Linked DNA regions of Homo sapiens: region 1 is linked to region 2. The links are chromatin contacts, found by Hi-C or POLR2A ChIA-PET in ENCODE. All regions are on one chromosome and are shown on one strand. The core of a region is the stretch at or near the end of the contact, and the rest is flanking DNA. Distances in the headings are between cores, read along the strand shown.

Region 1 (2,700 bases), core at 102-2,601, 67 kb after region 2:
GTGAATGTCCGCTGTGCTAACAACAATGTTATTACCATCATTGTCATTATTCTTATTCCACCAAAATGTAAGCTCTTTAAGAATAAAGACTGCCTATTTTGTTCACTACCTGACACAAAAGGTACAGGATATACAGCTGTTGAGTAACACGTTGACCACTGCATGTGGTTAATTGTTTATACGAATGCCCAAGCCCCATCAGCCAGCAGAACACAAGCATCTTGACTAGCCAATCAATCCTGTATTTCCTGGTTCTGCTCAATGGGGAAATAATAGACCCTCAATAAACGTTTGCTGAATGAATAAATGAATGAACCTCTGAGGTTGCACGTACACGTTATCTCCTTCTAAAACATCAGCTTTAGCTCTAAGTTTATCAAAAACTCATGCCCTTCATTCTTTTAAACTGGATATCCAGGGGCTTCTGGAAGATCTCAAAAAACAGACAGTGCATTCGGGGGCTTTATCCCAGAGCAGTCTTCAGAGGAGGATAAAGTTCCTCAAGAAGTGTCTGCCCCTGTGCATTTCCACCCACCAGGACCCCCTTTCCTGCACCTCTCCCCTTCCTGAGCCCCCCGGCTGTCCTCCACCACAGCCAGAGGGAACTGGGCCTCATTAGGGGGACAGTTTGTTCCTCATTAGGGGCACCAAGCTTGGCTGGAGAAAAGCCAGCTATCACTTTATCCAAAGCCAGGAAATCTCCCAGTATGGAAGCCCCCTCTCTCCCATTCTGCACCAAGTCCTTCATTCTCGCTACTTCACGGAAAACCTTCCTCTAGAAGGAAGTAAAAAAATTCCCCCAAAATATATCAGCCCTTCTGCTTTAGTTCATCTACCTAAAGTGAAAAAATAAAACCAGGGAGAGGGGAAATTGTGTATAATGTGAATAAACGTAGTCTGTAGACTTTATTGAAGTACTGCTGTTTTGTAAGCCTCTTACTGACCAGAACCACTTATTATTCCAAATGCACATAGATTTATGATCTGAAATGCTCACCATGTTTTTTACCCTGGAGAACTAGAGGGAGAGCGAGTTCCAGCTCAGTGTTTGACAAGATAGCTTACATCATTTTATCCCCACGTCAATGCAGTGAGGCAAGTGAGGTTTATTATCTTCCTGTTATGAATGTGGGCTGTAGAGACTGAGAGATTAAGAGGGTTGTCCTTGGCCAGCCCTAAGTTTGGAGAAAACATGTAATTTCATTCTGTCACTACTGAGCCCATCGCTCTCTGCCATCACCCATGTATAAATGTTGCAGCCCAGAGCATCCCGTCGGCCATGGCATGTCCATCGTCTGGCCCCTGTGCTCTCTTCCCTCCCCCAACTACCCCTGGGCTGCCCAGCCCTGCACCGGCACTTGTGAGGCTGCAGCTCCCCTGGGGGCAGTCTGGCATTCCCAAGCTCTGGCTAGGGACCAGAGGTGTTTAGTTCCCTGGCTTTTTGGTCAGAGACATTCCAGGGAGTTTCAGCAAGTAAGAGCTGCCTTTAAACAGCTTCCAGCAGCCCCTGCTGAGCACTCAGAGTGGGAGTGAGCCACATCCCAGCTCTGCTATTCACCTGCTGTGTTACCCTGAACAGACCACCCAGCCTCCCTTCCCTGTAATGGAGAAGAGGGAGCAGCTTTGAGAATCTGATAGTGCTGTGAACAGTCTCCCCTGAAGACACTTGCACTAAACATCACAGGTGTCATTTCAGGAGGGTCACAGTGTCCATCCATTGAGCCCACCTGGGTACCCCATAGATCCCCTGCCCCTGGATAAGAATCCCTGGGCCCAGTGAGCTCTAACACCAAAGTGGGAAGCCCCCAGATACAGATTTTTTTAAAGGAAACTTCAGTAGTTTATTTTCTCACTATGAAAGAAAGAAAATAGATTTTAAAAGGAAAATTACTATAAAACCACTACCAGTAAAATTACTATTAATAATTTAGTAAATATAAATTTAAAAATTTAGTAAATATCAGACAGTCTTTATGTCTCTCTCACTCTTGACATACATATACATAAATCCATTATACCAGGAGTGTTTTGTCATCTTATTTAAATATCATTTAAATATTATTTGACAATATGGCTGGGCAGAATGGCTCACACCTATAGTCCCAGCAGAGTGGGAGGCCAAGGCAGAAGAATCACATGAGCCCAGGAGTTCAAGACAAGCCTGGACAACAAAGTGAGACTCCATCTCTACAAAAAACAAAAAAAAATAATTAGCCAGGCATGGTCACATGCACCTGCAGTCTCAGCTACCCAGGAGGCTGAGATGGGTGGATGCCTTGAGCCCAGGAGTTCAAGGCTGCAGTGAGCTATGATCACACCACTACACTCCAACCCAAGTGACAGAGTGAGACCCTGTCACAAAAAATATGAATAAATAAAATTATTTGACAATGTAATGTCTACATAGTAACCGATTGCGTAGTAATTCTGTAATGCATTATTTAACTTTCCCCAATTGTTAACCATTTATGTTTTCATTATTATTATTATTATTATCTGTACAAACATATCTGATTATTTTCTTTTTTTTTTTTTTTTTTTTTTTGAGACGGAGTCTCGCTCTGTCGCCCAGGCTGGAGTGCAGTGGTGATTATTTTCTTAGACTAAAAGTGGAATAGCCAGTTCTATGCAGAAGGAAGCTTTTGATACCTATCACAATTTGCCCCCTCTCTCCTAGAAAGATTTGCTGATTTGCACTCC
Region 2 (2,795 bases), core at 40-2,539:
AATGTTCCCACTTGTTTTCCATTTTAGTTTCTTAACTGAGAGGGATAGGAAAAGGGCAGAAGGAAATTAACAGCTGTAGAGAACTTACTTTGGAACCAGACATTATCCCTTTTTCCCATATAATATTATTTCATTTAAAAATCATAACAATGCTGCAAAATAAATATTCCTATTCCAATGTTACAGATGAAGAAACTGAAGCTCAGATAACCTGCCCAAGACCACACAGCCCTAAGGGGGAAAGCAGGGTTAGAACCCACTTTTTCCTTGACTCTAGAGCCCATGATTTTTCCTACCTCTATTTTCTTAGGAAGCTAAAAATAATCAAAACCACCATTCAGTGAGTTCGTACTATGTGCCAGGTACTGTGCAAATCATTTCACATAATCATCTCCTTGAATCCTCACAGGTGCCATTTGATGTAGAAATCATTACCCCTTTTATAGAAGTAGATACTAAAAGTTCAGAGAGATTCACCAACTTGTCCAAGGCCACACAGCACAGTGAGTAGTGATCCCGAATAGACTCAAGTCTTTCTAATGCCCACGATGTGAATGCCCACTGTGTTCTACTAAACAATGCAGGCAGGCCAGGAAGTAGCTCCATTTCAGAGAGGAAGACACTGAGGACTGAAAACGTGAACTGGCTTGACAGAGGCAAGACCAGAATCCATGTGGCCTGATCTGAATACACCGTGGATGGGCAGGGGAGCACTTTGCCTCTTACTACCAGGTAGAGACCACCTCCAGAAATCATTACTGCCCAACGGATGAAGTACCATCGTCCTGAGAAGCTGGAGAATTGACACAGGCTGCAAGGAACATCTCCCCTTCCACACTTGCACAGGACTCTACCTCTGAGCACCACGACAGTTTTCCCACTCGCTTCTGCAGAATATGGTGATAAAATTACAAGAAGAAGTCTGGATGGCTGGAAGATTGTAGCCCTTGAAGCCAGTAACACTGTAAAGGAAGAAACTATTCCTGTGCCTTCTCATATTGTGGCTTCTTCAGGGAATTTCCACCGACCACAACTGGTGAATTTAGCACCAGCCCTCGAGCAAAAGTATGAAGCAAAGGTCCAGCAAGGCTCCTGGGTCTTTGCTTGCCTTTTCAAAAGTGTTTCAGGCAGTGAAACAGGAACCCGCATAAAAGCTGGGTTCAGATAACACCGAGATGGGTCAGCAGCTTTGAATCCCAACACTCGGCCTGGTTACCGTGATGCCAGCTCCTCCTCCCAGCTATCCCCACTTGGTGTGCAACTGAGGGTGGTGCCTGAAACCAAGGACACTGTCTGAAAAGGAGAGCCCACAGCTGCTGGCACCAAGCCATCTCCATCTAGGAGAATTTCCCTCGAATAAATATTTAAGCCGACATCAGGCTTCCTGTTAAGGAGAGTGAGTCAGCACATAGAGCTTTCTGCATGTTTGATCAACAATAAACAACAAGCATTGAGCAAACACAACTATGTTTGCAAGGATTTCTCGCAAGCTGTGGCATGACCATCCTTGTTATCAGGGAAACTGTGAGATCAACGGAACCGAGGAATCAATCTATTCCATGGTATATATAAATTTATTTTATTTATGAAAACCAGATCCTGTGCTGATTTGTCCCTTCCACTCATGGGAAGCAATGTAATCCCCTAATCTGGCCCAGGCCCTAACAAAGCTGTGATAAAAGGTGAAATCTGTCTTCCAGGCTTGCCTCCCAGCTACTCTTCCAAGACCCCAACAGGAACTGCAAAGGGTTTTCCTGTGATCAGAATTCATGTCACATTCCCAAAGTCCTGGAAAGTGTCTGCCTTATTGAACTAATCCCTTTTCCAGGGCTAGCAGATGGGGAGGCACATTTCAGCAGCAGCAGCTCTTCTCATAAATCAGGCTTGTTGGTCACTGGAGGCAACCTCCTTCCCTTCCTTCGCCCCATCTGAATCCTGTCCAAAGGCACCCTTCAGTCTTCCCATCTCTACAAAGCCTGCCCTGCTCTCTCCTCTTCCATGAGCTCTCCCTGCCTTGGACTCCAGTGGCACCAATTTTTTGAAGCTCTTGCTTGGCATGTGGATCTGTTCCATGCCTCTGCCATTCCTCCTGGTCACATGCTAAGTTGTGCAATCCCAAAGACTGCCCTATGTGTCATATTTCCCATGATATGCAGCCCTGTGCTTTGCATATTTATTAATTATAAAGCAACCCAGAGTACCATAGAGCTTTTGTGACCCAGGGAAGACCTACACTGCACAACAAGAGGGCAGTCTGTGGCTCCGTTTCTTGTAAAATCCCCTCAGCCTCTCCCCTCCCCTCTCTTCCAAGATTGCATCTGTAAAACATGGCATTCTGGGCACCATTCACATTAGCAGGCTTGGATACGAAACATAAATAGAATCAATTGTAATTTCTGTAGTGGGCAGAGAATCTTTTTTCAAAAAAATCTTTTGCCTCAGCAGTCATTAATTAGACTCAGATTTTGCAGACACTCAGACCAGGCATTTCTCCTACACTATTATTTCTATTCAGCTTATTAAAAAGTCCAAATTGAACAAGAATTCCCAGAGCTTGAACAGGCTACAAAGATTGCAGAGGGGCATGTTCAGTTAATCCTCAGATCATTCCTATTCTTCCTGCAGCCCCTCCTCCTATATTGAGGAATCTGCTGAGACCCACTATAAAAGCAACAGCAGAATTTTAGAACGAAATCAGCTCCCAAGAAAGGCCACTCACTTTTCCAGTCTGCTCATCTTACTAAATAAACCACATTTTGAAGTTCCCAGCTCTCTGAGCTTTTCTCCTGCAGACA

What was found. Hi-C counts contacts between places; a loop is a spot of excess contacts on that map. ChIA-PET counts read pairs that join two places held with the same protein, here RNA polymerase II (POLR2A). Pooled maps may share reads with other maps.
Region 1: a loop to region 2 is called in a map of ovary, with 1.8 times the contacts of the local background. The contact joins two enhancer-like sites. A Hi-C loop is called at or near these places in 5 of 168 maps with a recorded cell type or tissue (PC-3, PC-9, ovary and 2 more) and 2 of 50 pooled maps. POLR2A ChIA-PET finds 5 or more read pairs at or near these places in 3 of 52 experiments (MCF 10A, WTC11 and activated naive CD4-positive, alpha-beta T cell).

What each region holds. Positions count from the first base shown.
Region 1 is chr2:69,148,665-69,151,364 of GRCh38, forward strand. The region is part of intron 12 of ANTXR1 (ANTXR cell adhesion molecule 1); the gene reads left to right. Among named protein-coding and RNA genes, the nearest start is that of MIR3126, 46 kb to the left of the region's middle. Within about 2 kb of position 1,352, at least 11 of the 41 ENCODE cell types and tissues checked have a DNase peak (open chromatin) inside an H3K27ac peak, as active enhancers do; they include ovary, where a contact is called at or near this core.
Region 2 is chr2:69,081,467-69,084,261 of GRCh38, forward strand. All of the region lies in intron 8 of ANTXR1 (ANTXR cell adhesion molecule 1), which reads left to right. Among named protein-coding and RNA genes, the nearest start is that of MIR3126, 21 kb to the right of the region's middle. Within about 2 kb of position 1,290, at least 23 of the 41 ENCODE cell types and tissues checked have a DNase peak (open chromatin) inside an H3K27ac peak, as active enhancers do; they include ovary, where a contact is called at or near this core.